Regions from separate parts of the Mus musculus genome. Here region 2 is linked to region 1. The links are chromatin loops, found by intact Hi-C in ENCODE. Cell type or tissue: gastrocnemius. All regions are shown on one strand. Each heading gives the region's core, and the rest is flanking DNA. Links, peaks and the distances in the headings are about the cores only.

Evidence for each region. Hi-C counts contacts between places; a loop is a spot of excess contacts. Peaks named below come from ENCODE experiments on the same cell type or tissue, not always from the same donor. Only the 100,000 strongest peaks of a DNase experiment are listed, where the experiment ranks them.
Region 2: a loop joins it to region 1, with 4 times the contacts of the local background. A loop is called at or near these places in 9 of 42 quality-filtered maps.

What each region holds. Positions count from the first base shown.
Region 1 is chr15:84,987,274-85,002,784 of GRCm38, reverse strand. It overlaps Gm39558 (a long non-coding RNA gene), which reads right to left and starts at 14,750. Exons shown (of 4, transcript XR_875533.1): 1 at 14,653-14,750; 2 at 13,329-13,630; 3 at 13,125-13,239. It overlaps 5031439G07Rik (RIKEN cDNA 5031439G07 gene), which reads left to right and starts at 14,814. Exons shown (of 10, transcript NM_001033273.3): 1 at 14,814-15,176. The coding sequence starts at 15,113. In gastrocnemius, for the core only: a CTCF peak has its summit at 6,604 (motif pointing right); a DNase peak (open chromatin) is centred at 6,608; H3K27ac peaks cover 283 bases.
Region 2 is chr15:84,749,272-84,764,782 of GRCm38, reverse strand. Arhgap8 (Rho GTPase activating protein 8) reads right to left here. Exons shown (of 12, transcript NM_001164628.1): 6 at 8,347-8,445; 7 at 7,653-7,763. Among named protein-coding and RNA genes, the nearest start is that of Gm52202, 34 kb to the left of the region's middle. In gastrocnemius, for the core only: CTCF peaks have their summits at 6,099 and 9,599 (motif pointing left); DNase peaks (open chromatin) are centred at 6,425, 8,023, 9,294, 9,606 and 1 more place; H3K4me3 peaks cover 286 bases.

The DNA.
Region 1 (15,511 bases), core at 2,841-10,840:
TGTGTGTGTGCGCGCGTGCCTTTCAGAATTTGGGCAGTCTGGGAAGAAGCAGCCATAATGACTCTAAGACTACAGGAAATTAAGCCCGAGCCCCAGGCCTCCTGCCTATTACTTTATGGTCATCTCCTACATCCTCATGAAAGGACCTGAACTCTGACCCCCCTGGGCAAAGTCCTCTCTAGAGAACAGACCCTCCCCATACCCCATGTGCTGTCACTCTAGGAAAAGGTAAGGACAGCCTAGGGCATTCCTAAGCCTAGTTCTCAGAGTTCACGGCCATCCCAGGTCCAAGCCAGCTTTATCCTTTCTCTCCCAGCTCCCTGGACATCTGGTGGTGGCTTTTTAGCCCAAGAGCAAAACTAATCATTAACCTTTACCTGGGAATCCTCGGGGTAGCCCTGGCACACGTAGGTTTTGACCATTTCCTCCTGACATACAGCTATGGAGAGCAGAAGCTAGCATTTGAATCCAGACAGTCTCAGTCCTGTCTTGGCATGATCTGCACTGTGCTCATGTGAGCCAGGGGCCAGCACCTGGGCCAGCCACAGACCCAGGGCTGAATGTTCTAGCACATTCAAATCCAACCACGAGAGAGACATTGCTTCAGGGATGACAGAATGTCTTCCAGACTATGTGTTATAGGTGTCCACTTTTAAGCGGAGCCTTGTAACTACTCCCAAATGCAGGACCTGTTTCTCGAATGAACCTTCCATGCCAGCAAGCAGAGGCTCAGAAGGACCAGGACCATCTGGAAATAGTCTAAGCAAGGCCAAGGTGGACACCAAGGTCATTTTCAGGGCAAGCCTAGAAGCCTCTTTTTCCGGGCTCAGAAGGACTAGTCAGCCCTAAGGGAGCATGATTAAGTAAGAGTTCTCAGGCAGGGTTCCTCCACCTAAGATACCAGACTGTTGCAAAAGGCTCCAGCCCTCAAAGGTATCCCCTGAGGATCATTCCGGGATGGTGAGTGATGCAGCCTTACTTCCAGCCTGTGAATGTGACTGTCCCTTAGAAGATGTCAATGAGTAACTGCGCAGACAAGGCTGACTAAACAAGGCCCGTCCCAGGCCAGGAAGACTCCCTGGAGGCGGAATTCCTCAAAGAAAATCCGTGCTCCCGACTTGGGAATTGACAAGGGAATTACTTACGTTAAGGCGGGATGAGAAGCGCAGGGTGCAGGAGGCTTGCTAGGAAGTGCCTTCTAGGCCCGGCGAGTTCGTTCCTGCGTCCCGCACCCAGCGCTGGTGTCAAGTGCCCCCTGGCGGCACTTGTGGGAGCCGCGGACAGGGAGCGCGTGTCTGTGTGCACCTGGGTGGTTGGGGCCAAATTGTATCAGAGCCTTTTTTGGTTTGGATTTCGTTCTTCCTTTCTTTTGAAAGAACTTTGGGATATAAAGAAGCAGTTTATCATTGCCTTAAGTTTCTTTCTTGCTGTGTTAAAATGCCCTGACATAAGCAACTGAGGGAAGAAAGAAGGGAGGGAGGGAGGAGGGTTTATTTGGGATCACACAGTACAAGGTACAAGCCGGTTACAGCTGGGAGATCACGGCAGCAGGAGCTTGAAGCAGCTGGTTTCCACAGTCAGAGGAAAGCAATGAAAATGTGCACGCTAGCGTTGGGCTCCCCAGCTCCATTTTATATAGCTCAGGATCCTCTATCCAGAGAACTTAGCAACTTAGCAACAAGATGACACCCCCACGCACGCCCAGCTGCTCATTTCCCAGGCGGTTCTAGATTCTGTTAAGCTGACAATTTACACTCACAAACTTATCATTTGTTTTCTAGTTTTTGTTTTGTTTTGTTTTGTTTGTTTTGGGACAGAGCTCTATTATGTAGCCCTGGCTATCTTTGTACTAGCTATGTAGCCCTGGCTGTCCTGGAACTCACTCTGTAGACCAGGCTGGCCTCGAACTCAGAAATCCTCCTGCCTCTGCCTCCCAAGTGCTGGGATTAAAGGTGTGCACCACCATTGCCCAGCATCAACCTTAATTTTAATTTGGGTCTGGAGAAACGACTCATGGGTAAAGCGCTTCCTGTGCAGGAAGCCTGAGAACGCAAGAACACAGAGTTAGAATGCTCAGCACAACCCCCGCCCCCGCCCGATGATGATGATGCCCCTGCCGTCACATCCGTTGGCTCTACAACCAGGCTACCATCGCTAACCTGGATCTAGAACAGCTGAACTTGGACACTTCTTAACCACTGGCCTCTAGATTGTTGCAAGTCAGCCTTTCTGACCCAGGTTAAATAAAAAAAAATAGTTTTAAGAAAAAAACCGAAGTCCTGGAACTAGAGAGATGGCACGGAAGTTAAAAGCATGCACTGCTCTTGCAGGGGACCTCAGTTTGGTTCCTAGCACCCATGCCAGGTGGCTCACACCCATCTCCAGCTCCAGGGGCTCTAAGACCTCTGGTTTCCTTGGCACGTGCACTCATGCGCACCTACACTCAAACAGACACACACAGAGAAACATCATTTAAAATTATGCAAATAAATCTTTTTAAAAAGTTCAGTGGGTAGAAGCATTTTCTGTTGAAGCATGACATTCTAAGTTCAAATCCCTGGGACCCACTTAAAAACCCAGACACGGCCACTCCAACCTGTAACCCCAGGGCTGGAGAGACAAAAGGATTGCCGAGTTTTACTGGCTGCCAACACTGCTCCAGGTTCAGAGGGAGACCTCGTCTCATGAGAATAAGCTGGGTAGTAATGCGGCAGGACACCTGGCGTCCCCTTCCGGTCTCTGTCCACAGCTCACAGATATGCAAATGCACCCTTGGACAAGTGTGCAGATCTAAAGACAATGTGTGGAGTTGGTTCTGTCGTTTTAACATGAAGGCCCCTAGGGTTGAATTTGGGTTATCAGACAGTAGCAAGTGCTTTAATCCACTGAGCTACCTTGCCAGCTCCTAAATTCTTTAATTATTGATTAGCCACCTAATCCATGTGTTTTGTTATAGCTGCCAGAAGCTATAACAGCCTTAAACTGGCAACTAACTTACATTTTCTCTTTTTTAAAAGATTTATTTATTAATTTTATTTATGTGAGTACACTGTAGCTGTCTTCAGATACACCAGAAAAGGGCATCAGATCCTATTACAGATGGTTGTGAGCCACCATGTGGTTGCTGGGATTTGAACTCAGGACCTCTGGAAGAGCAGCCCGTGCTCTTACATTTCCACATTGTACACAGTTTTAGGTATAATTGACATATAATGAACTATACAAGTTTCTGAGTTTTATTTTACATTTTATTTTATTTTGTTTTTTATTTATTTACTTTTTGGTTTCTTGAGACAGGGCTTCTCTGTGTAGCCCTGGCTGTCCTGGAACTTGCTCTGTAGACGAGGCCTGCCTTGAACTCAGAGATCTGCCCACCTATACCTCCTGAATACTGAGATTAAAGGCATGCACCTGGTGTATAATTTGCTGAGTTTTAATAGAAATGTATACATATATATTATATATATATCCCATGAACCCATAATATATATACATATCCCATGAACCCATTATATATATATATGTGTGTGTGTGTGTGTGTGTATCCCATAAACAGCAAAGTTAATCACTCCACTCTAAAAGCTTTCTCCTGTCCCTTTGTAATCTAGTTCCATCTTTATCTGTCTGTCTCTCTTTTCTCTCTCTCTCTTTCTGTGTGTCTATCTGTGTGTCTGTGTGTTATGTTTGAGCTCACTGTGTAACTCTGGCTAGTCTCAAACTCATGGCAACCCTCCTGCCTCAGACTCTGAGATCTGGGATTACAGGCATAAGCCACAATGCTGGACTTCTGTTCCTCTTCATCTCCCCCTCCATTGTCCCACCTCATCCCTGTCCTTCCAACTCCAGGTCTGCTTCTGTCCCTATAGGTTAGGTTGCATTTCCCATAACTACATGTAAATAGAACTGTACAGCAGGCTCTCATTCAGCTGGGGTCTGGCTTCTTTCCCTCAGTGTAATAGTTTGGAGAGTCATCCTTTTCGTTACGTGATATCAATCATTACATGATATTAATGGTTTGTTCTTTCTTATGGCTGAGTCGGATTGCACTGTAAGGTGACACATTTGCAGCTGGTTGACCCATTTGCCTATCAAAGGAGGGACACTTTCTCCTTTAGCGGTTACAAGTGACACTACCTGTGCCTGAAACATAGGCCAGGTTAGTATCGTGCAACTTTAATCCTAGCACTGGGGAGGCAGAGGCAGGCAGCTAGCTCTCTGTGTGTTTGAGGCCAGGCTGGTCTACACAGTGACTTCCAAGACAGCCAGGATTACACAGACAGACCCTGTCTCAAAAACACAAAACACAAAACAATAACAAGAACAAAGAAACCCCAAGTTGTTTTCCAAGTGCCTGCGCACTTACATCCCACTTGCCGTGGGCAAGAATCCCAGTTTGGCCCTGTGCTTTCCCGCTATGGCTGGGACCGGTGTTTTGAAGGCTTGGCTCCTATTGCAGCAGTGTCCACAAATGACCTTTGGGGAGGTGACTGGATCAGAAGGGCTCTGATCTCTCCCATAGGTGGATCCACTGACAGGGCCAATATTTGACAGGCTGCTGTGAGGTAATACTACTTTAGGATGTAGGTAATGCCCAGGAGATGGTTGAGGGGTACAGGTCCCTGTGGGTGTTCCCTCAGGGACATTTTGTCCCCTGCCCCTTCTATTTGCTTTGAGTCTTGGTTACTGTGTGTCGAGCAGCCTCCGCCACACCCACTCACCACCTGACACTCTGCCTTAGATCCAAAGCAGTGAGTGGTGGGCGTGACCTGGGGAACCCAGAGCCAAAACAGACCTTTCCTCCTTTAAAGCTGTGTTCGCAGGTAGCCTGTCACAGCCCCGGGAATCTCACGACACACCCACCCACACTTGCCACGCTCAGTCTGACTTCTGAACACTGTGAAGTGGGCGTAGCGATGTGTCACAGACACAGCTCACTCCCTACTAAAGGATGCTGAGTTTCTTCTCGTATGCTTATAACTTCATCTTCTTGGGGGCCAGTTTATTCTAATCTGCACCTAGAAGGCTTTTTTTTCCCCATGATGCTGAGCTGCACCCCAGTTCAGTGATAGTTCGTCTTGCTATTTTCTGCCTGTAAAGGTTCTTTCTATAGTCTATTTAGTGTATGTGCATATATGTATTTGGGTGTACATGCATGCGTATGTGCATATATGCGTATGTGCATATATGTATAGATGTACATTCTTCTCTGTCTCTCTGTCTCTCTGTCTCTGTCTTTCCCTCTGTGTGTGTGTGTGTACATGTGTATATGTGTGCTTACATGAAGGCCAGAAGAGGGTGTTTTTGGTTTTTTGAGACAGGGTTTCTCTGTACAGAAGAGGGTGTTTGATGTCCCACCCATACATACTCTGTCTACTCCTTTGAGGCAGCTTGGCATGTGATTGCTGGGATCCAATTCTGGTCTTCATGATCACACAGCAAGAACCCTTAACAACTCAGTAATCTCTCCTGCCTCTGCCTTCTGGACACTCCCAACAGGGATGACAGGCATGCACCACCAAGCCTGGTTTATGCAATTTTGGGAATTGAACCCAGGGCTTTGTGCATGCTAGGTAGGACTATACCACTGCACTGCATTTCAGCCCTGGAACTCTGTTCTTTCTGTATGTGGATAGTCGCTCTAAGCTGTTTGGTGATACACTGTTCCTTCCCCTAGTGTATAGCTTGATATCTCTCTCTCTCTCTCTCTCTCTCTCTCTCTCTCTCTCTCTCTCTCTCTCACACACACACACACACACACACTCCATTATAGGCTAGGGAGATGGCATTCCTTTCTGACCCCAGCTCTTGATAGGTAGAGACAGGAAGATCTGAAAGGTTCATGATCATCTTCTGCCAATGAGTTCAGCAGTGAGTTAGAGGCCAGCCCTGGCTACATGAGACTTTGTCTCAGAAACAGAACCAAAGAACAACAAAAAACAAAAACAAAAAAACAATTGACTGCATGATGTGCCAACAGCAGCCTTGTCCTTAGAGATGTTTACCTTGGAGCTGGGTACTCAGGAGGCAGAGACAGGTAGATCTCTGAGTTCAAAGCCAGCCTGGTCTATACAGTGAGTTCCAAGACAGCTAGGGATGCACAGACAAACCCTGTCTTTAAAACAAACAAATAAACAAACAAACAAAGGATGTTTGCCTGAGTTCCTGGGGGGATTGTCCATCTAGGTTCACTCCTGTACACTCCAGCACTCTCAGTGGCTAGCGACACAGTTCTCACATGTCTCTGCGTGTGAGTTGTGACCCACAACTGTCCTGTGTGAACTAAAATATTCAAAGAAAAGCCGGTGGATGTGTTGTGTGGTTCCAGCCTGCTTGTCCAGGCAGACCTCCTCACCGGCTGCTGGGTGGGCTGTGCCTGCTCAGCTTCAGCACCCGCTCTGTCCTGCCCTGGGGCTGCCGACTCCTTCTTTGGGAGGAAGACCCATGCCCAAAGGGTGCCTGTTGATTGTGACTGAGAGTCAGAAGTGCCCATAGGCTCTTAGCACACAGGAGAGGCCACAAGGTCTTCCACCATGGTGGATCTAACCTGGATTTTTTTTTTTTTTGGACCGTGGCAAAAGCTGCTGCTGCAAGTGGACAGAAGGGGGCAGTGTGGAGGCAGGGTTGGAGAAGGAAGCTTGGCAGGCACAGGGCTCTGGAAGGCCACTCCCTTGACTAGGACCCTGTCAGTCATCAAAGCAGCCCTGTTACTAAAATTGTTTTTTCCCTCCAGAGGGAGACACTACTAATATCTGCCCCTCCTCCTAAGGTCCCAATGATGCCACCAAAGTTCACTCTGGGGCACCTATGAGTTTATTGGGCTTACTCACAAAGCATAGGCAGTTGGGGAAGAGGGGGTTGCTGGCAGGACTGTGGGTGCTTCCTAGCAAACGGCTGCATGAAACAGGAGGATAACTTTCCCACAGTTAAATACATGTGGCACCCCTCCCCTATATCCTCCAGCCCCTCCCCCAACTCCAAGACCCCAAAGCTCTGTGCAATTAAGAATTAGGGAACACAGATAGGGATGGCTGGACACTTGGGTGAGCGTCCCATGACTCTCCCCGTTCTCTCTGTCTGTGAGAAAAATGTTAGTCATCTACATGCCCAGTTGTGACCATTTGTTTTGTGACCAGGCTTAGCAGAACTCCTGAAGATGGCAGCAGGTTTGGGGGACAGGTCCTGCACAAGTTCCTGGTTTTGACGGCAGAGCTGAGAAGGGAGGTTCACAGTGGTTGGCCTCTTTTTGGGATCCCAGGGAAGGCAGAACTCTGTCCCAATCCCCCCCCATCCCCCACTCTCTGTGCCATGTTCCTTCCATGTCTAACTCCATCCCCACCCCTCCCCCCACCCTAGACCCCTAACCCCTGACACCTGCCACCTCTGCCTTGCAAAGCTACCAGCCTTCATCTGCCCTCCACAGATTTGACTGCATTTATGGGGAAGAGGAAGCGGGGAAGAGGGCTGGGTTCAAAGCCTGAATTTAATTAGCCTCTGGTTCCTCCTCAAAACAGTAGGTGAGTCACTGACACGGGCAGAATCTGACTTGTGAAATCAGGTCCCATCTCTGCTGCCCAAGCTTGACAGATGGATCCAGTCTGGCCAGGCCTTAGAAAAGTCTAGTACTGGCTAGAGAGCAAACTTCGACTGTTCTTCGGGAATGCCGAGGCCACCAGTACAACTGGAGATTGTGGGGACTGCCTCCTCCGGAAAGTCTTCCCTCCCTGACTCCAGTCCTGCCTCAGCCTGGGTCTGGCGGCGGCCTCTTCCCAGGCACTTAGTTTTCCTAGGAGAAGCATAGCCTGGAGCTTGTGACATTCCTGTGCTGTTGCAGGGGTTCAGGGGGCTCCCCTCAGAGTCACCAACATCCATCCCTCAAGAACATGCCAGGAGGAGGCAGGCAGCATAAAAAGAGAACACAACGAAACACTTTTCTTCTCTAAGCTCTGGGTCTAACAGGAAATACAGAGGCACGGAGTCTAGGCGTGCAGAGGCTGCCAGACAGCCTCCCATGGAGCCTACACACAGCGCCATGGGCTGCGATTTCCATCACATTTTGCAAAGGAGGGAGCTGAGGCTGAGCTGTCCCTCCCAGCTGGGGAGTCAGCAGAACTAAGGGTGACACTTCCCTCTTCCTCCTAGCTGTCGGTATGTAGGAGGAGGAAGCCCTCTGAACTTCCTCTTTGGCTCATGGGGAAACTGAGGTTTGTAGCAGGGGAGGGGCTGGCAGTCACTAAGCTCCACAGGCTGAATCAAGACTTGAACCCAAGTCCCTGATTTTTCTTGTTCTCCTTTTACAGTCACCTCCTCTTCTGCCCCTGACCATGGCCCCAGACCCAGGCTTTTTCAGATTCCTATTCTACCAGGTACAGCTGTGGTCCACAGCAGCCAGGGAGTCAAGCGTCCTCCAGAGGGATCCAGGACTATGATTTTGGGGATCCCCATGAGTGCGCTAGAACAATATATCACCGCTGGCCTGTCCCTCTGGTGACTATCCCTACTGTCACTGACAACCAGCTAGGGTTTCCATAATCCTGTGACAGTGGCTACCAAGATTCACTTACTGTTCAATGACTCAACCTGCATTCATGGAGACCCACTGTGTGTCAGCTCCTCAAGGGCCTAGCAGTCACACCCAAGAGGCCCACTGCGTCTCAGCTCCTCAAGGACCTAGCAGTCACACCAAGAACTATCTCCCCTGCCCCCACTGGTTCACCTTTCACCCCAAATAGTAGTGTGATGGCTTGAAAGGACATAGGGGTACTGGGCAGAAACAGGCTCTTAGGGACCAGGAAGATCAGAGCTGGAATTGGGTCACAGATTCTCAACATTTCCCTAGGAAAATGATGTCTGAACTTGATGGTAAGGAACTTTCCAGAAGGAGGAAATAACACTCAGAGTTTGTGGCGGGAGGGATGGCAGCCTGTGCAGATGCAGATGCTGAAATAACAGGAGGGAGAAGGCAGCTGGCTCCAGGACATCTGGTCCCACCTGCAGAAAAGGGAAGACTTCAGGTTTGGGCTTTAGAAAAGTCTCTCTAGCCAGGGGTGCACAACTTCAACCCCAGCACTCAGGAGGCAGAGGCAAGTGGATCTCTGTGAGTTCTAGGCCAGCCTTGTGTACAGAGTGAGTTTTAGGGCAGTCAGGGCTACACAGACAAACCTTGTCTCAACAACAACAACAACAACAACAACAACAACAACAGCAACAACAACAACAAAAACCAAAATAATACAGAGCTTCTGGAGGGAAATAATAATTATTATAATAACAATAATAATTATCATTATTATTGTGTAAAGATTTTATTTATGTGTATCTGTGCATGTCTGTAATCCTAGAATCCTAGAACAGGCAAGAGGATTCCAAGCTCAAGGCCAGTTTAGGCTACTTAGCAAGACCCTATTTTAAAATGAAAATGTCCAGCCGGGCGTGGTGGCACACGCCTTTAATCCCAGTACTTGGGAGGCAGAGGCAGGCGGATTTCTGAGTTCAAGGCCAGCCTGGTCTACAAAGTGTGTTCCAGGACAGTCAGGGCTACACAGAGAAACCATGTCTCGAAGAAAAAAAAAAAAAAAAAAAGAAAGAAAGAAAGAAAAAGAAAAACAAACAAAAAACAAAAAAAGAAAATGTCCAAAATGGCTGGGGATCTATAGACATAGACATAGACACAGACATAGACATAGACATAGACATAGACATAGACATAGACATAGACATAGACATAGACATAGACATATCTCAGTGGGAGAGCACTTGCCAGTATGTCTGAGGTCCTGGGTTCAAATTCTTAGTATAAAAATAATGCTGCCAGGCAGTGGTGGCGCCCACCTTTAATCCCAGCACTTGGGAGGCAAAGGCAGGTGGATTTCTGAGTTCGAGGCCAGCCTGGTCTACAAAGTGAGTTCCAGGACAGCCCGGGCTACACAGAGAAACCCTGTCTCGAAAAACCAAAAAAAAAAAATAATAATAATAAAAAAAAAAGCTATCCCAAATCTTCCTGACCTCAACTTCTCAACTCTACGAGGTGTTGCTTTCAAACTCTGTGGCTCCTTTCTCACAGAGGCATGAACATCTAATTATAATCGCAAGGTCGCCCCCTCCGGGGCTGTTTACAGGAGCTATTCAAAGAAAAATAGAGTGCTAAGGGGAAAAAAATTCTAAATAATACTGTAGACAGTATTCTTTGGCGGTTGGGGCGATGGCTCCGTCAGCAAAATGCTTGCCATACAAGCATGAGGACCTGAGTTCGAGTCCCCAGAACCCACATGGCAGCTCATCACTGGAATTCCAGTTTCAGGGGGGTCTAACACCTTCTTCTGGACTTCATGTGTTCCAGGCACATGGGGTGCACAGACATACATGTGGGCAAAACATATACATAATATAATATTAATCTGGGCTGGAGAGACGGCTCAGCTGTTAAGAGCACTATCTGCTCTTCCAGAGGTTCTGAGTTCAATTCCTGGCAACCACATGGTGGCTCACAACCATCTATGATCTGATGCCCTCTTCTGGCATGTAGGTGTTCATGCAGATAGAGCACTCATATACATTAAATAAGTAAAATCTTTAAAAAATATATTAATCCATATGTTTTTGAAGTTGGACTCGGTGGCACATGTCTTTGATCCTATTGCATCACTGGGGCTTGGTGGTCAGCAAGTTTAGCCTGATTGGTGATCTCTACGGGTCAGTGAGAGATCTTGCCTCAAAAAATAAGGTTGAGAGCAATAAAGAAAGACACCCAAAACCAGCCCCTGCCTGCTGCATATTCATACATATGCACAATAGTACACACAGAGACTGAAATGAGGAGACCTTGCAGTGGAGATCTGGGGATGGCTGCATTGAATTTCCCAGATGTGAGAGAACCTGTATGGTGGTATACACCTGTGATCTCAGCACCTACCGGGAGATGAAGGCAGGAGGATCGGAAGTTCAAAGTCAAGAAGCAAGTTCTGAGCAACGGGGAGAACCTGGGGTCATAAGAACAGCTGGCTGGGAAGCTGTAAGTACACACTCCTGCCTTCCAGCAAGCTCTTGCCCTTAGCAGAGTTTCAGGGGAGGACAGAAGAACCCTTGGTAGGCTGGCTATAGTCCACCTACCCTAAGAATTGACTGGTTGCCTTCTTTCTCTTGGAGACCCAATCATAGACCCTGTACTGGCTGGTTTTGTGTGTCAACTTGACACAAGCTGGAGCTTTCACAGAGAAAGGAGCCTCCATGGAGAAAATGCCTCCATGAGATCCAGTTGTAAGGCATTTTTTCAATTAGTGATTAAGTGGGGAGGGCCCAGGCCCAGCCCATTGTGGGTGGTGCCATCCCTGGGCTGATAGTCCTGGGTTCTATAAGAAAGCAAGCTGAGCAAGCCACAGGGAGCAAGCCAGTAAGCAGCATCCCTCCATGGCCTCTGCATCAGCTTCTGCCTCCAGGCTCCTGCTCTGTGTGAGTTCCTGTCCTGACTTTCTTTGGTGATGAAGAGCAATGTGGACGTGTAAGCTGAATAAACCCTTTCCTCCCCAACTTGCTTCTTGGTCATGATGTTTTGTGCAGGAATACAAGCCTTGACTAAGACAGACCCACAGGATAGTAAGGTCAGGAGTAATTGAGATTATCTAGTCTCTCACCTCATTGTACAGACAGTAAATGGAGGCCTGAGGGAGAGAGGTCAGAGGCATGGGGCTCTCAGATGAGCCAGAGTCATTCCTAAAAAGTCTCTAGGTCTCTGGCCATTCGAGAACTAGGAAAGGGGTCCATGGGCATTTGTCCCTACTGGCTCTTTGAGTAAGATTATCGCCAAACAGGTAGAGCTAACAATGGAACCACAGACGTCACCCCGGCATACCAGGGAGACAGCAAGGCAAGCCCCAAGCAGAAACATGAAACATGAAGCAACTGTGCCATGAAAGTGAGTGACTTGTGGCTGATTCGTGTTTCTGCTAAACTTGGCTTCGGTATTCCAGAATGAAACGCTGCAGCTGAGAGCAGGCAGGCAGGTTTTTCAGTGTGCTTCTATAAGCAGAAGGCAGAATAACAGAAAAAAAAAAACAAAAAACAAAACAAAAAAAAACCCTGACTGCTTGGACAAAGGTGAACTCAGGATATTTATAACACGTTTTCTTTTTTTTTGCCACAAAATTAACATTAAATACAACTAAACACAATTATTATCTTATAAACCTATAGGTTAGGAGTCCAGGCCAGCAATGCTGGACTAACAAGGCATTTACCGTTGTTAAGTCTTTCTGACATATTTTTTTTTTTTAAGTCTTACTGGCCGAGGCTGGTCTCGAACCCACAGTCCTCCACTCCTTTTATTTTGAATACTTTCATGTGTTGTATATTACAACATACATGAGAGGTTAACCTGCTGAACCATCTCACCGGCCTACGACCCTTGAGTCATGGAATCATAGATGTGTACAGGCAAGCCAGCTTGCAACTAACCACACTCATATCCAGCCTGACTCATTTAACATGTACTCAGTGATAAGCACCCAAGACCAAGGAACAGTAGAACCTTGGAGTGGAGAAAGTGCGGCTCACTGGTCCTGTGCAAAATATGCCATACCTGTTGCTCAGGAGAGTCCCCATGTGAACACTGAGTATAACTAATGAGAATGGAGAAAACCCAGGCAACGCTCCTGCATTTATTCAACAAATACATTTTGGCATCTGTCCTGGAATAGGTGCCAGGGACGATGGAGTGAATTGATTTGATGCTGGTCCTTTGGAAGTGACTGCGTGGGGGTCGAGGGAGAGGGATTGTGAAGTGGCTAAGGACATAATGCTTTGGCCAAGCTCCTCAGAAGGCTCCCCAGGGGAGGGGAGCCCCAAAGGTGATTATGGTGTTGGAGCAGCAAGGGTTTCAAACAACAGCCCGGCACTGTGGATGTGTAGGCAGTGATGCGGTTTCCCTGGAAACAGAGAAGAGTACCACTGCCAGTCTAAGACCTCACATATGCTGTCTGAGGGCTGGTCCCTTCCCTCGTTCTCACAGCCAAACTTCAGTTCTCCAGACTCACAGCTTGTCACCTCAATTTTCACACCGGGTCCTCATTAATAGATGGGGCCACAGGCCCAGGGGAGAGGAGACAAAGGCCAGTAATTTCCGAGATACGTACCTTTTTACAGAGTCCCTCCTGTGCCTGACTCTAGGACTATGGTTTTCAACCTGTGTGTCATTTCAGCTCCCATTGTGGGGTTCAATGATCCTTTCATGGGGGTCACCCTAGACCACTGGAAAACACAGATATTTATATTATGATTTATAACTAGTAAAATTAGATATGAAGTGGCTACAAAAGTAAGTTATGGTTGGGGCTCACCATAAAACAAGGAAATGTATTGAAGGGTCCCAGCATCAGGAAGGTTGAGAACCACTGCTCTGGGACCATGGAATTAGTCACTCAAGCCCTACCCTGAGCATCTCAGGGGAGCGGTACAAATCCCAGGTAAGGCTTGAACAGTATGCCAAAGCTGCCAATTTCCTGCTCTGGAGTGGTTTCCACACCTTGTGGTCCCACCCCACCTTCCTTAGAGACAATCTTCCTCAGCAGGCCTCTCTCCAGTCTCCATCACACAGCCTGCATTTATTGGGCGCTGGGAATACAGTTGTCAGAAGCCAGGCCTGAGGAATACACAGTGTCTTAGTTAGAGCTGCCATGGTGCAATGTCACAGACGGGAGGCTTAAACCATTCTGAGGACTGGGAAGCCCAAGGGAAAGGGGCTGGTTTTCTGAGACGCCTCCTACAGCTATGCAGTGTGATGTCAGGGGAGTGGTAAGGATGCTGTGCCTAGGAATAATAGAACAGGAGGCAGGCAAGATATAGTTTGTTTGTTTTTGAGGAAATGTATTGGAGGACACTGGGATCCAAAGGAGACAGGAGACTAGGAGAAGGGTATCCCAGACAGGGTGAAGAAGAGTCGGGGCAGACAGAACTTTATGCTTAGCATGATTGTGAGAATTTGACACTGGAAATGTAACTGGCTGAGACCAGCAGTGCATGGTCACCTACCCTGGTCCTGGGAAAGGACCACCGAGTGAGTTCAGAACGTGGCTTCTGGCGGCTGCTCCCTGCATCTTCCTCTTTTAGCACAGGGATGGATGCCCAGCTGGACCTTGGCCTTTAATTAGGATCACATGCAAGCTGATCTGATCCACCTCTGGCCTCTAGTCAGCACAGGAGCTAAGACAGGAAGCAACTCTCTGACCCCTTTTCCTAAGTGTTCAGCAGAGGAAACTGAGGCGTCCCAGGAGACCTCCGAAAGGAGGTGGTAACTTCTTGTTGAGTTTTGTGAAGCAAGTTTTTAGCAGAACCTACTTGGAAGGTTCAGACAGAAATAAGCAGAGCTGGTGTGCTGGAGGCTTCAGGGAATGCACAGGGCGGTGACAAAGCGCAAAATCAGTGAGGCGCAGAGGGGGCGGCTCAGAGGCGTGACTCTACTGGAGGGGGGGCGGGGGGCGGGAGAAAGTGGACTCAGGGTTGGGGAACACGGGCAGCAGGGAAGGTCAGCAGGCCAAGGAAGGTGTGGGAATGAGATGACGAGAACGTCACGCGACAGGTTGGAGCGAGGACGCGATGGGCTTTTGAAGTTGGCAGCAGCTGGTCGCAAGGAAGTAGGCGGGGCCAGGACCAGGGACGACTCACCGCCTTGCCCAGAGATCTGGGCGGAGTTTTAGGAGTATGAGGCAGGGCCTTTGCGTGTCGGGGGCGGGGAAAGGGCGGGTTTGGGGGCGGGCCCGCGTCGGGGGTGGGGCCTGGGCGGTGTCGAGCGCGCGCGGGCGGGCGGTGGCGGAGCTGAGGATCGCAGTGCTCCGCTGTGCTCCGAGGTCGGCGGTGGCGACGGCGGCGGCGGCGACGCACACAAAAGCGGATTGTGGCTTCACTGGTGCTCGCGGCGGGCGGCAGCGGGGCACGGGCGGCGGGGCGTGTCGGTGGCCCCCGCGGGCGCGGCGCGGGCGATGAGCCGGGGCCCGGCATGGCCTCCGCGCGGCCGCCGGGCAGGGCCTGTGCCTCGGCGTCCGCGCCCGCGGGGCTCCGGGCTGGGCCGGCCGCCTCCCGGGAGTCCGTGGACAGCAGCGAAGCGGAGGAGCGCTCGTTGCAGCACATGCTGCGCGCCATAGCCGAGGAGCGCGGACGCCTTAGCCTGCGCCGTGAGGTCTGCGGCCTGGGTGAGTGACGGGGACGGGCGCGCGCGTGAGTGTCCGCGCGAGTCCACCTCCGCTAGTCCCCCTGTGCTCCTTGCCCTCCGTGCATCCCCACCGCCCTGGGCTCTGTCTTTCGGGACCCCAAGTCTCAGTGTCTTTTTGGTACCACAGAACCCCGATCCTTGTGTCTCCGCGTCCCTATCTTCCTCTGACCGCCAGGATATCTGTCCCAGCTCCTTCTTCCTCTTCGTGGTTCCTTAACTCTTCTTCCTTCTCCTGGAAGATCTGGGGGCCCCACTGCTGCTGCAGGGAGTGTGGGCGTGAGATTTTGGGAGGCCCTTGAGTTCAGAGTTCAAGGC
Region 2 (15,511 bases), core at 4,682-12,681, 240 kb after region 1:
CTATAACATGCTGAGAGGGAGACTACTTGTTACACGGCATCGCCAGCCCCAGCTGACTGATACACACTTGCCGCTTGTAAAGTCAGGCCCAAAATTGCAGGGAAGACCTTCAGGGTCCCCTGAATAGGAAGGTAGATTACAACACTGGGATGGGAAACAAGGACAGATATAAATACAGAAAGCATCTATTCTGTTTCATGAAAGTGAGATGAATGTTTGAACTTGACTGGAACTTGGATGGGGAAACTGAGGTACAGACTAACCGGTTACAAGACTTGCTCAATTGAGCGCAGAGCCAAAATGGAGTGTGCGTGGTGACCCTGGTTCTGCCAGCCAAACCTCGCACCGACCTCCCTGAGCCCCCATTTCCCCTTCTGTTAAGCGTCTCCAGGCCTGGCTGCGGAATCATCAGGGTGGCACACAGGTAACGTCCTCCAAGGTAATCCTGTTACTCACTCCCTAAGCAGCCAGCAAACCTACTCTGTCCCCATGCGGGCTGTCATGGGATGCTAGGGACAGGCAGACCTTAAACACTTGGCTCAGTTCAACGCGCAATGCTCACATCACACAAGCAATGGTCTCCATGCATCCTGACTCTGTGCATGGTTTGGTGGTTTGACAGAGATCTTTCTTTCTGCTAAAGACACACATGTAGGACCCTGAACAGTCACCATGAGGCTGGCCCTGCCTCTGGAGAGGCTCAGGAATGGATGGGCCCTTCCTAGCCTGCCCTGTGTCAACTTCCTAGTTGCCAGCTGTCAGGGAGGAGGTGATGTCTCTGGAGAGGGAGGAACAGGGCAGCAGGAGCCGCACTGCTGCTTTCTAGGGAGTCTGATGGCCTGTGCCAGCCATCTCCAGAGCTGTGTTCTTGACAGCCAGTCCCATAGCCTCCTGAGCCTCAGTCTCCCAGTTTTGTAAAGTAAGGGTACTGACAGCCCCTCTCCCAATTCTGGGGATGCAGGCGTATTCTTAAGCAGGAAGGCTTAATAGTATCAATGATAGAAATCATTCTCGTGCCAGGACTGAGCAGGGTCCCCAAGCAGAACACAAATGGCCCATGGCAGAGGGAAACAAGTCGACCCGGCAAGCCGTGGTGACCTTTCAGGTCACACAGAAAAAAAGATCGGGCTGGCTCTCTTCTTGGAGAGTCCTGCTCAGCATGCAATACAAGCCTGAGCCACTGGAGACACATGCGCTGGGTGCTTCCCCCACACTTTACTACTTAAAAGCAGATCTTTGGGTGGGCAGAGCCTTTGGGACCATTCAACCTGAACTCTCTGTTGGCGGAGAAAAAAACCCAGGCTCCATTAAGGGAGAAATCTTTCCAAAGTCTCTGGTCCACTAGTCTGTGGACCTAAGGAGTGGCACTCTGCCTCTATCTGTCAGCATTCATAGCAACCAGGGACCTGACTGGAAGTCGCTGCTAAGACTCAGGACACCCCCCTTCCCCCAGTTCTGAGTCTCTGTAACACCCCACAGTCCCAAGCCCTTACTTGGTGACCCAGAGAGAGGCTTGTTCCCTGGACTTGCAGAGTCAGTGCTGAGAATAACAATTATCCCAGGCAGGAGAGCAGATGGGCCCCACTCACTTCCTGCCTGGGCGGGTATGCCCAGGGCAATGGAGAAATGTCACACCATGTCCCTCCTGAGCACCTCAATGGTACAGGGCAGGGGCAGGTCTTTGTAAAGATGCTCTCAGGGCACATTAAATCCATCCCCTGAGCTGAAGGGCCAAGGGCACCCTCAGAAGCAGCCCGGGAGACAGCAATGTCCAGCCATCTGCCCGGAAGGCACTGGGGAGGCTCTGCTCATAGACACTACCTGTCCCCAGGGAGAAGGGCCTGGCATCAGTCAGAGAAGGCTTTTTCCTACTTTTGCATGCCTTGCGTGTGGTGAATGCACAAACAGGGGATTGAGGGGGTGGGGTGGGGAAGCCACCACCATGAAGCTGGTTGGTTGGCTGTTTGCAGGCAGTGAGTGTCTGGGTCCGTCCCAGGGCGCTAGCTTCTCCAGCCCTCCAAGACAGTCATTGTCTCCCGAGCCTATGCCAGACCTCTGAAATGGTTGTTCAATCCCCGAGACAGAAGGAACCCACAAAGCCCCTTGGCCACAGAGTCAGCCAGGGAGGTCCTAGATGCCAAGGCGGCTGGACAGCGCCAACAGATTGGTGGTCACTGCTCTGCCTCATGTGCCTTTGAGAGTCTGGTAGTCATAATATTTCATCCCCATTTTTATAGAGGACAAACTGAAGCTCTTAGGTAAATCATTTTACGTGAGGTCACACTTTCTGGTGTGGGTACAAGCAGGGTCAAAATCAGGCTAAGAGGCAACTCGTCAGTTAATAGTATACACTCTCCTACCCAAAGGACCCGAGTTCAACTCCTAACTGAACTCACAGCTCACAGCTACTTGTAACTCCAACAACATGGGGGTCTGACACCCTTTTCTAGGCCCCAAGGGTACTACAAACTCACATGAATATACACATAATGCCTATATGATATATATTATAGTATATAACACACACACACACATTTTTTTTAATGGAGACAGGGTCTCTCTACATAGCTATGGCTGTCCTGAAACTCACTATGTAGAGTAGGCTGGCCTTGAACTCACAGAGTTGCACCTGCCTCTGCCCTCCTGGGTTCTGGGATTGAAAGCATATGCACAAAAGGTACAGACTACAGCTTGTCTATGGAACCGGGGCATGTGGAGTCAGCGAGGGGGCTGGGAAGTTACAGGACAGCAGGACTGGGTCCGAAATGTGAAGCCTCGCATCTATGGAGCCAGTCCTCTCCGGATGGGCAAAAATGGCTTCATGGTAGAGTCTTAAAACTCTACCGAGGTAGAGAGCCTATTTCTTATTCTATCGCTATAACAAAATCCCTGACACAGTGTCAGTTATAAATGAAATACAGTTCTTTCTTATAGCTCTGGAGGCAGAACATTCAAGTGCAGGGGGCCCTACATCTGCTGGGCTCCTGGCCAGGACTTCTGTCATATCATAATGTGACAGAAGGGAACTGAGCACAAGAGAGGGGAAAAGCAGGAGGAACTTCCTACCTATTTCCTTTCCTCCCAGAAGGAACTCACTAGAGGGAATTTCCAGGTCTACTTGTGTGGTTGGAGCCTGTGACCCATGTGCCTCTTGCTGTGCCTCATTGCTCTGCTGGAAAGAGCAGTTGCATCCAACACACTGGCTTCCAGGAATGTTTGTACCACAGCCTGCGGACACAGTAAGTTAGGCCAGCGCACACAGCATAGAAACAGGGTCCAGGGCAGCCCACTCCCCACCACTAGGCCAATCACAAGGGAGCAGGTCAAATACTCTCAGGACATCAACAAAGCATGGTGAGGGCTTCAGGGATGGTGCACAGGTAAAGTGCCTGCTATACAATCAAGCACACAGGCCTGAGTTTAAGCCCTAGAACCGCATAAAAAGACAGGCAGGTGTGTGTGCTTAGAATCCCAGCATCGGGGAAGCAGGTGATTCACCGTCTAGCTGTAGACCCAAGGGAACAGAAAACCCAGAAACTCACAATCTTGCATGTGAATTCTCAGACCACTGTTATACATAATAGGAAATAGGTGGAAACGAGCGGTATATTCAGTAATTGCTAGAGAACGAACATAATCTGGTATGACCCCCAAAATGACACCAGGCAGATACAGCTCAAAGTGGTCACACATGGTGTGGTTCCAGATAGAAAGTGGGCTTGAGTCTATGAGGGGCTTGTGAGGCAGGAAGGGCCAGAGATGTGGTTCTGGGATTAGACAATGGTGGCAATTGCCCACCGGTGTGACAAACTTAACCCACACAGCACTGCATACTTAGAAAAGGGGAAAGTGACCCAATAATCCAGGCCTGGACAGTTCCTAGATGCACACGTACATCAGTCCTGAATTTGGACACTAAATCCTACTCTGAGGGGCAGGTAGAGGATGTGGGGAGGTATCAGGAGGGAGGAGGCTCACACAGCCTAATTTGTGTGCTGCCATCAGGGAAGGCTTCCTGGAGGAGGGGGCTAGTGAAGGCACATAATCTGCATGCTCTGTGGCAAGGCCCATGGTCGCAAGGCTCTTGGGCAGGGTTAGTTTGGAACGCAGTGGCTCGGATCCCTCGACTTAGAGAAACTGGGAAGTGTAAAATCAGTAGCTTGGACTTTGCAAACCTGGAAAGTTTGGCCCACCTCACCCTTTTTTCCCAGACTCCACGGGTACCCAGAGGAGACTCACACCGCTCTTCCCTCTCTCCCTGAGGATGGCAAGCAAGCCTGTATATTTCTGCAGTGCTGCATTTGCACATGCTAAGCAAATGCCTCCCAGCCCTGGCTGAGCCAGGAGACCTCTGACTCCCTGACTTCGCCTTCCTCTGTTGGCTTAAGCGGCTCATTCCAAGGGATGGCTTTCTGTCGTGAACTTAAATCAGCAAATTAACATTGGCGCCTAGGCTTTGGTTATGAATTTTAATGTCTTCCATTCATTCACAGTCCAAACAAATTACATATCTGGTGCTTTATTTAATACGTTTATTGCCATTTTATTATAGTCATTGGCAATGAGACAGCATAAAATATTAATTTAAAGAAGCAATCACACAGATTATGTCTTAAAGTGGCGTGCCCGGAATGTACTCAAAGGCATCTGATGTTGCTTGCTGTTCTCTAAAGAGATAATGAAGTGGATTTTCCTGTGTGGTGTTGGAGTGGCCGCAGTGGTAGCACATACTAGGCAAGCAAGCACTCTACCACCCAGCTGCACCCCAGCTCTGCCTGTTTATTCCATGTATTGATTGTTAAAAGCAGTTACTGATCCTGGAACAGAAATAACTCTGGGATTGTCACATTGCTAGGAAGCCTCCCGTCTACTGACAACTCTGTGTCAACATATCCTGAAAGGGCTCGAATCACCGAAGGTGTCCCGGGTGTCCTGGTTGGGTAGCTGTTTGCTTCATAAAGACATATCCCCTCCTGGAGCAGGGAGGAAAGGGGAGAGGGAGGAGGGAAATTCACAAGGCTCACTACACTCACCAGAAACTTACAAGACACAGGAGGCTTGTATAAGGTTATATAAACAATGAGCTGCTGCTAGGAAGGAGGGCCTCTTGGAGCTGTCTGCAAATCCCACAGGGGGCTCCAGGAATGCTGGGGTGTGGGACTTCTCAGTGATGCAGCTGCTTGAGTCACCTATGCTCCCATGAATAACTCCATCAATGCACTGATCTGCAGACTACACTTGGACAGAACCCCTCCTTCATCTGTCATTCTCTCCTGCCTGAGGTAGACAAAAACAGCCCCCTCTTTGGGGCTGGAGAGACGGCTCAGCGGTTACAAGCACGGTCTATTCTTGTAGAGGACCCAGGTTTCATTCCCAGCACCTACATGGCATCTCAGAGCCATCTGTAACCCTGGTTACAGGTGATCTGACGCTCTCTTCTGGCCTCTGTGGGAAGCAGGCACATACACGGTGCACAGGCACACATACAGGCAAAACACCCACATGCATAAAATAAAACAAAAACCAAGTCTTCCCCCAAACCCAGCTACACGGTAGAGCTGCAAGACTGACGACAGCCACCAACAGGTTCCCAATCTCGATGCTCAGGCCCATGCCCAATGTACGAATCTGCACGTTACCCTTGTTTTCCGTTTTCAAGTGGTTGTGTGTATATGTATGCTTGTAAGCAGGAGGTGCGACTATGGATGGGTGTCATTTTTCACTGGCCCAGTAGGTGTTGATTAGGTTAGGCCAGCTGGCCAGTGAGCCCCAGATATATCTCTGCCTCACAGACACATGGCACATCACGGTATATGGTGGAATATAGTGTACTCTGGCTTAGTGACAAGCACTCGTGTTTTCTGTTGTTTTGTTTTGTTTTTGAGAAGACAGAGATAGCTCTGCGGGGTACAACAGGCCATCAGATAGTATGGCTGGAGCCTTTAGAAGGAGCTCTGAGTGAAAGAACCACTAGGGACATTGGCAGTAGAACCATAGAAGCAGAAAGGCCACAGAGAGGCCTCAGAAACATTGTGAAAATTTGTCTCTTGATGGCCTGGTGCCGCAGTGATGAGCTCTCACCAGCGACCCCTAGAGGGCATTGTAGTTACTGCAGGCACCTGCTCTCCCCTGCCTTTGGGGTAGCGTAGCATCTATGATGTGTGGACCACCAGGGAGTTACAGCAGCAAACTTTCATAACCCATGAAAAGGAAGTACTCTTTAGTGGCAAGTTTGTGTTCTAGTTTGGGGGGGAGGGGGACTATTTCACCATTTACTGCATTTTTCTCTCTGAGAACGTGTGGCTGGGTGGGGAGGTACTGTGTGACCCAGGAGCAGGCACAGGTGCTACTGAAGCTGTTAAGACAGGAAGTAGCCATGTGCTCACTCAACCTGGAGTTGGTCCAGCAGACCACGCCCGTCACAACAGAAAACTCCATCAGACAGTGGAGATCCAGGGAGATACTCGGAGGAACAGCAGTCCTCTTTGTGATATCCCAAGGTGCTCCCCTGGGGACGCATCCTGCTCCATCCACTCAGAGAACACTGCTTTATCACACCTCCCTAGCTGACAGGTACAGAAGCATGTGACAGCCACCTCACCACCTCAGGATGCTTCCCGATGGCTGTCATCACTAATTAGCTTAAAACAATACCCTGATTTACCTTACAGTCTAGAATAGGTGTGTGTGTGGGGTGGGGGAGGACCTGGAGGCTCTGGGATATTCTCTTTGTTTTTGCAGCTTTACAGACTCTTGCTTATATAACCCAAGGGGCTACCCTGGGCTCACCAAAGTGTCCCAGTTAGCTCCCATCTCAAGACGCTGCTCACATCTGCAAAATCCTTCCTGCCAGCCAGTTGCAGCCACAGGTACTGGGGAGGTTAGGATGTGACATCCACTGGGCATATTTTGTTTTCTACACATGCACTGCAGACCGTGAGAGCATTTGGATGGGTCTTATCCCAGCGTCTACAAGAGGACAAGAGGAATCCTGTCCTGGTAGCCCAGGAAGCACAGGGACAAACTTACATCCCCAACAGATTTCCCTTAAACTCTTCCCAGGGTGCCCAGCTCCTCGTGGACCTAAAATCAAACCTCGTGCGGGTCTCTCACACAAAGCAACTGAAGTGTCCAGCTCTTCCCGAGTGTGCTGTGGGTGGCCTGACCGCTTCAGCTTCTTTAGGATAAAACATCGCCTTGGATTTATGTCGGCCAGGTCTACTACCAGGGCATGAGACCCAAAGAGGGACAAACTCATGACCCAGAGGGTGGGGCACATAAGAACCTGGACTGGGGATGCTGTGATGGGATACTGGGGAAGGCTTCTGGGGGAGGGGCCCAAGATGCACGTGAATGAAGCTGGCCTGGTAAACAGGTAGGAAATGACAGATCCACCAAAGATCAAAGTCCCTCGAGCATGTCTCACTTGGAAGATGACAGGAAAGGCCCAAAGAGCAGGGAGCCAGAACTGAAGGGTGGCCGAAAAGCTCTTGTCCTCTGCCCAGGTACACATGGAGCAGCGGCCACTCCACCTCAGAGGGGACTTGAACCTTTATCTCTCCTGTAGGCAGGAGGCAGAGGCCTGGGGTAACCTCTTTGGACAGAGAGGGGTCCCACTGCTCAGGAGGGCAGAGTATCTCTCCTTTACTTACTATTGCAGGCTGACGCCAAACTGCTGGGTGGGCAGAGGCGGCCGAGGTGGCGGTGTCTTGGTGGGCGGGGGCGGTTGACCTTTGTGCAGGTTTTGCAGTTTCTCGTCATACCTATGGACACAACAGGAGAGTGTCACCTCACAGGGGGACAGCCTTTTAGCCATAGAAGTCATCTCCAAGTGCTATGTGGAGACTAAGCCCCATCCGCATCAATAGGAAACCCACATATTCTACCTCTGTAAGTTTCAGGCATCCCGGGGCAGGGCGCCGCATCCTCAGAGAGAAGTGAAGACCAGGCTCAGGAGCTTCACTGGAGCTGGCCTGCCTGGCACAGGCCTGAAGCCACGGAGTTTCTGCTCATTGACCCTGCGTTCCGGCTTGCCAGACACTCAGTGGGGCATTCAGCAGGAGCTGAATGAAACGCCCGCTAGCTGTCTTCCCGAATCCCCCGCGCCTGCCACTCCTAGAACATTTCATTCCACACACGGCTCACCAGCACACCAGGGAACCCCTTTCATATCCGGCTCAGAAGCAGAACGGCAAACCCGTGCCTGGATGTGTTTTTAATCAGTTTGTACTTGTACTGTATGCAGCCTTCGTGGTTTGCTCTCCCTCATGTATGTACGTGGATACCGGACCCCAGAGCCATGCGGGGCAGGGGCGGGGCGGGGCGGGGGCGGGGGCGGGCCCTCACCGCACTACTTCCGGGGGGATGAGCAGCTGGTCGCACTGAAGGTGTTCTCGGAGCTCACGCAGGTTGCTGCAGTAGGTGACTTTTTTCCCAAACTTGTGACTGAGGAAGGAGAAGCAAGAGAATAAAATGTTGAGGGGGCAGGTCTCTAATCCCAGCACTCAGAAAGCAGGGGCAAGTGGTTCTCTGTAAATTCAAGGCCAGCCAGGTCTACAGAGTTCCAGGACAGCCAGGCTGTTACCCAGACAAACCTCGTCTTGAACCTCCCCCTCCCCAAACAAACAAACAAACAAACAAAAGACAGAGCATGCACTGACACCCAGAATATGCCACAGGCCCTAGAGGCTCGCATGCATAAAATAATTATGCCTCTACTTTGAACTGGTTGTGAATTTACATACTGCACAAAGACAACTTAAGGGGGAAAGGACTTATTTCAGCTCAAAGTTCAAGCAACACTCCCATCATGGCAGTGATGTCAACGTAGGAGGTGCTCGAAGCAGCAGGTCATCTATGTCCAGGCCAGCAGACGATGCACACACGTATACCACTGCTCAGTTCCTTTCTCTCTTTATACAACCCAGGATCTGCTGCCAGGGGAATGGTCCCACCCACATGGTACAGGTCTTCCCGCTTCAATTAATAGGATAACTGCTCACAGACATGCCCAGAGACCCCTCTCCCATGTGATTCTCCATACTGCCAGGTTGACTTTGATACTGACCATAACTATGTGCCAGCTCAGAGGACCAGTGAGCCGAGCCTGCATGTCTGAAGTCACTATGGTCCGAGATGAGTAATTGTTTTGTGTTGGGCCATCTCCTCTCCCTGACAGACCAAAGGGCAGGGACCTTGGGAGACTCTCCAGGGATGCTTCAGGCCATGGGGAGACATGGCCTCTGCCAGCCTTTCTATTCTCTCCCAGGGGTCCAGGATAAGGCTGGTGATCTGCCAAGGCCTGGGTCCCACTGATACAGACTGTGAACTTGAACCATTGTAAGTAGACATTGCAATGATGAGAAAAGGCAAGTTCTGTGCTCAGCAGTGCCAGATTCTGCTGCAGTTAAAACAACCCATGTGTGCTCCACATTGTAGATAATATGAAATTAAGATTATCTAACTTACCGCTGCTCAAACAAAACAAGACCACAGGGGATCTGATAGATGGGACACCCCTGTGAGTGGAGTAGAATTCCGGGTCCAACCTAAAACAGTTCCCACACCCCAAGGGAGGTCAAGGCCTGTGCACTGGCTCCCTCTTGTGGACAAGAGTGGATCAGACCTGGGGGCCAGATTCCAGCCATGAGCAAGGGAGCCAGGGAGCCTTATCTGGGGAAAGAATGCAGGCCCTAGGCCCTGAGGAAAGGGTTGGGACAGGTCTTATGGGGCATCCTCACCTATCTGTTCAGATAACAGACAACTCGGGGACAGTTTTGCCTCTGCTCTGGGGACATTAAGGTTTCCTCTGGGGTATGAAGTGCTATTAATGGTTTTTTTTGTGTGTATGGACAGGAAGAGCCCACTGAGCCTACTAAGGACCTAGCTGTCCTGTGGAACTTTCTAGACAGTAACATCTGCTTCAGCACTCTGGGGACCTCCCATGTCACACCTGCCCACTCAGGAGCCACACACCACCTTTCTCTCTGTAGCTGTCTGACGATTGCTTTTAAGCCAGGCACCCGCTGGACCCTAGGATTAGCGAGGGTAAGTAGACATGACCCATCTGGCCTTTTACACTGGCGGAAGGGCCTTGAGCAGCTCAGTCAGGAATGCCAGCACAGGCATAGGGCAAGACTTGTGCCACACCCACAGCTGCTGGAAGAGTCGGGACAGTGCTCAGGATCCAAGTTCAAGTGTGTGTGAGTACACACTTCATCCTGTGTTCAGGTTTCATTCTGTCCTTAGATCCCAGTCCAGAGTCCTTCACAAGCTGTGTGACCTATGGAAGCTGTATGACCTCTCTGAGCACTGACCTCCCCTGTTTAGAGGTAGAGAAGGCATGGCTGAAAGACATAAGATGGTTTGGTGTATAACATAAGGTGACTTGATAATTCAACCCCCAAAGGAGAGTTAAAAATATTCTAGAACAAACCAGGCATGGTGGTGCATGCTACGTTCCATAGAACATGAGGGCTGTGGGGAAGGCACGTTGAACTATAGGCCAGGTGAAGTGTGGGATGGGACTTGAGGTGAGGTGAGGCAAGGTCGCAGCACTTTCCAGGAGCCACTGATGGAGTGTGTGCATGTGTGTGTGTGTGTGTGTGTGTGTGTGTGCTTCTGTGAATGCAAATGAACATACACACTGAATAGGAATGTGTAGCGTAAGCACACACATCAATGCAGGCAGACATTCAAGAACATGTACTGGTGGGGTCCTGGGGTCCTAGGTTATAGATGGGTGGTCCCCAGGCAGCTGTCAGGGACCCGGAGCAAAAGAAACAGCTTGAAATGGCACCAGCATACCCTCCATGGGGTCCAGGTCAGTGGGGAAGACCATGGGCGGGCAGGGCTGTGGCCCCCTTAATTCTTCTAGTTCTTAAAGGTGCCTGCGACCCTTTGTGTGGGACTCCTGCTTCCATCCTCGAAGCCAGCAGCACGGCCCCTTTAAGCTTCTTCCCCTACAGTGCTGGGAAAGGCTACTCTAAGGACCCCATTGTTCACCTCTCGCCTGGAGAACATTCCAAGTGTCTTCTGTTTGCAACTCCTCAGCTTAATCTTGTCGGCATAACTCCTGTGCTGTGGAACGTGACCGATTTGCAGGCTCTGGGACCTGAATGACCTTTAGGGTCGCTCATTGTCCAGTGAAGAGGGATCTGATACCAACAGTGTGACTGCGTCTGAGTGATGGAGACTCGAGAACTGAACCCTCAAGGAGGATAGGTAGGAGGTGGGGGATGCAGGAAGACTGGAGTTTTCCATGCACTTGGTGACTTGGTGGGCTGGGCTGCTGAAGTCAGAGGGGAGTGGGGAGAAAGGATGTGATGCCCGCCCTTGTCTCTGTCCTGCATTCTCACCTATACACAGGGCACAACATGAACGTTCCTTTTGGCTGTGGACTTTTGAGCCACTGTAGGTAGATATCAACAAATGGGAAGGGTCAGGAGGATATGACAGAAGAGGAGGAGGAGGCAGCAAAAGGTTTTGAGGGCCATGTGACCACTCACTATGTGTGTGCCCTCTCTTCCTGAGTCCTCCTGGCTGACCAGGAAGGATGCTGTCACTTCCTCTCTGAATACGTTCCCTCGCCTGAGTGTCCCTACCCGCCTGAATAAAGCTCACCCACTCACCATGTGGCTGGGTGCAGTTTGTGCCTGATGCTTGTGGCTAAATGGAGAGGAAATGAAGATGCCCCAGGGGTCCCCGAAGAGGCAGGTCTTACAGTCCCTTGTAGCAATTCCTGATACTGGCAGAGAAATCATTAGCCAATGAGAAAGAATCCTGACTTGGAAAGAGCTGACAGAAGTCCCCATGTGTATTAGTCAGGGTTCTCTAGAGTCACAGAACGTATGGATAGTCTCTAGATAATAAAGGAATTTATTGATGACTTACAGTCGGCAGCTCAATTCCCAACAATTGTTCAGTCGCAGCTGTGAATGGAAGTCCAAGGATCTAGCAGTTACTCAGTCTCACGCAGCAAGCAGGCGAAGGAGCAAGAGCAAGAGCTAGACTCCCTTCTTCCAATGTCCTTATATTGTCTCCAGCAAAAGGTGTAGCCCAGATTAAAGGTGTGTTCCACCACACCTTTAATCCCAGATGAAAGGCATAGCCCAGATTAAAGGTGTGTTCCTTAACTCGGAGATTCAATCTTCTGGAATCCATAGCCACTATGGCTCAAGATCTTCAAACCAAGATCCAGATAAGGATCTCCAAGCCTCCAGATAAGGGTCACTGGTGAGCCTTCCAATTCCGGATTGTAGTTCATTCCAAATATTGTCAAGTTGACAACCAGGAATAGCCACTACAATCCACCCCTTGTCAACTTGACACAAATAATATCTCATGTTCACATGAAACAATAACAAGGTTGTAAATACGCCTAACATGATATAACTATCCCTCGTACAATCGCAAACGCATTAGTAAATTTACAATGGGCATTCATATTACTTTATAATCCTCGTTTCTGCAACTGGTTACGTGGCCTTAATTGGTATTTATAACTACCTTCCTCTACTACCCATTCTGTATTTCCTTCACCTTCAGCCAGCACCTCAGCAGGTCTTGGCTCTTTTCCTGGAGGATTGACCCATACCTTCATTCCTGATGGGTCTGCGTCCTTTGTCATCCTGCTTGGATTAGGCTGTTGTAGTTTCCCATTGACTTTAATCACAGGACATGGTAGTACTAAGAGACGCCCTAAGGGATCTCCTGCACTCCAGACATAATCTTGCTTACCACCATTGTGAAGAGGTAATCCAATTTCCCCATGGTAATCTGGATCTATCACCCCTCCTAACACTGTTATTCCTTTTTTAGCCTGTTGGTTTAAGGGCATTAGAAGCCCAAAATGACCAGGGGGAAGTCTGAGCTTCCAGTTCAATGAAATGTTTGTTGTAGCTCCTGGTAGGAGCACTCCCCTCTCTGGAGCCAAAACTTCTAAGCCAGCAGAACCTAGAGTTATGGGGACAGGAAGCAAAAATTTTCCTAGAGGGTCACTAGGAGTGATAGTAAGTGGAACTATTCCGTTTTCCACCCCTTGATTCCTGGACCCATGAATCCTGGCTATGGGTGAAACTGTACCATATATCGAGCGCTGATTCAAAGCATATACTGCCTTCTGAAGAACTCTGCCCCAGCCTTCCAAGCTGTTACCACCTAATTGGCGCTGTAACTGCGTCTTCAAAAGGCCATTCCATCTTTCTATCAGCCCAGCTGCTTCAGGATGATGGGGAATGTGGTAAGACCAGTGAATTCCATGATCGTGAGCCCACTGTCGTACTTCTCTGGCTGTGAAATGAGTTCCTTGGTCAGAAGCAATACTGTGTGGAATACCATGACGATAGATGAGGCATTCTGTCAGTCCGTGAATGGTGGTTTTAGCAGAGGCATTACGTGCAGGAAAGGCAAATCCATAACCAGAATAAGTATCTACTCCAGTAAGAACAAAACGCTGTCCTTTCCACGAAGGAAGTGGTCCAATGTAGTCAACCTGCCACCAGGTTGCTGGCTGGTCACCTCGAGGAATGGTGCCATATCTGGGGCTCAGTGTTGGTTTCTGCTGTTGGCAGATCTGGCAATCAGCAGCAGCTGTAGCCAGGTCAGCCTTGGTGAGTGGAAGCCCATGTTGCTGAGCCCAAGCATAACCTCCATCTCGACCACCATGGCCACTTTGTTCATGTGCCCATTGAGCAATGACAGGGATGGCTGGGGAGAGAGGCTGACTGTCCACAGAACGGGTCATCTTATCCACTTGATTATTGAACTCCTCCTCGGCTGAAGTCACCTTTTGGTGAGCATTTACATGGGACACAAATATCTTCACATCCTTTGCCCATTTGGAGAGATCTATCCACATACTTCTTCCCCAGATGTCTTTCTCACCAATTTTCCAATTGTGATCTTTCCAAGTCCCTGACCATCCAGCCAATCCATTGGCTACAGCCCATGAGTCAGTGAATAATCGTACATCTGGCCATTTCTTCTTGCAAACAAACTGTAATACCATGTGTACTGCCCGAAGTTCTGCCCACTGTGAAGATTTCCCTTCACCTGTGTCTTTCAAGGTTGTCCCAGAAAGGGGTTGTAATGCTGCAGCTGTCCACTTCTGGGTGGTGCCTGCATAACGTGCAGAGCCATCAGTAAACCAGGCTCTAGTCTTCTCCTCTTCGGTCAGTTGATCATAGGGAACACCCCATGAGGCTATAGGTGCATGCTTGGCAGCAGATGGCATTGTAACAGGAATAGAAACCATAGGCATTTGAGCAACTTCTTCATGTAACTTGCTTGTGCCTTCAGGACCTGCTCTGGCCCGATCACGTATATACCACTTCCATTTGATAATAGACTGCTGCTGTGCGCGTCCCACTTTATGACTTGCAGGGTCTGATAGTACCCAGCTCATGATGGGTAGTTCAGGTCGCATAGTAACTTGGTGTCCTATTGTCAAACGTTCAGTTTCCACTAAGGCCCAATAGCAGGCCAAGAGCTGTTTTTCAAAGGGAGAATAGTTGTCTGCAGATGATGGTAGAGCTTTGCTCCAAAATCCCAAAGGTCTTTTCTGTGATTCACCTACAGGGGCCTGCCAGAGGCTCCAAACAGCATCTCTATCAGCCACAGATACCTCAAGTACCATCGGGTCTGCTGGGTCATATGGTCCAAGTGGTAGAGCAGCCTGCACAGCAGCCTGGACCTGTTGAAGGGCCTTCTCCTGTTCCAGGCCCCACACAAAGCTAGCAGCTTTCCGAGTCACTTGGTAAATAGGCCTAAGTAACACACCCAAGTGAGGGATGTGTTGTCTCCAGAATCCAAATAGACCCACTAAACGTTGTGCTTCTTTCTTGGTTGTAGGAGGGGCCAGGTGCAATAACTTATCTTTCACCTTAGAAGGAATATCTCTGCATGCCCCACACCACTGGACTCCTAAGAATTTCACTGAGGTAGATGGTCCTTGAATTTTGGTTGGATTTATTTCCCATCCTCTGATACGCATATGTGTTACCAATGAGTCCAAAGTGGTTGCTACTTCCTGCTCACTTGGTCCAATCAGCATAATGTCATCAATATAGTGCACCAATGTGATATTTTGTGGAAGATCCAAACGATCAAGATCCCTTCTAACTAAATTATGACACAGGGCAGGAGAGTTAATATATCCTTGAGGCAAAACTGTGAAGGTATACTGTTGGCCTTGCCAACTGAAAGCAAATTGCTTCTGGTGGTCCTTATGGACAGGTACTGAGAAGAAGGCATTTGCCAAATCAATAGCCGCATACCAGGTGCCAGGAGATGTGTTAATTTGCTCAAGTAAGGAAACTACATCTGGTACAGCAGCTGCAATTGGAGTTACTACCTGATTTAGTTTTCGGTAATCAACTGTCATTCTCCATGATCCATCTGTTTTCTGCACTGGCCAGATAGGAGAGTTAAATGGAGATGTGGTGGGAACCACCACCCCTGCATCTTTCAAGTCCTTGATAGTGGCAGTAATTTCTGCAATTCCTCCAGGAAT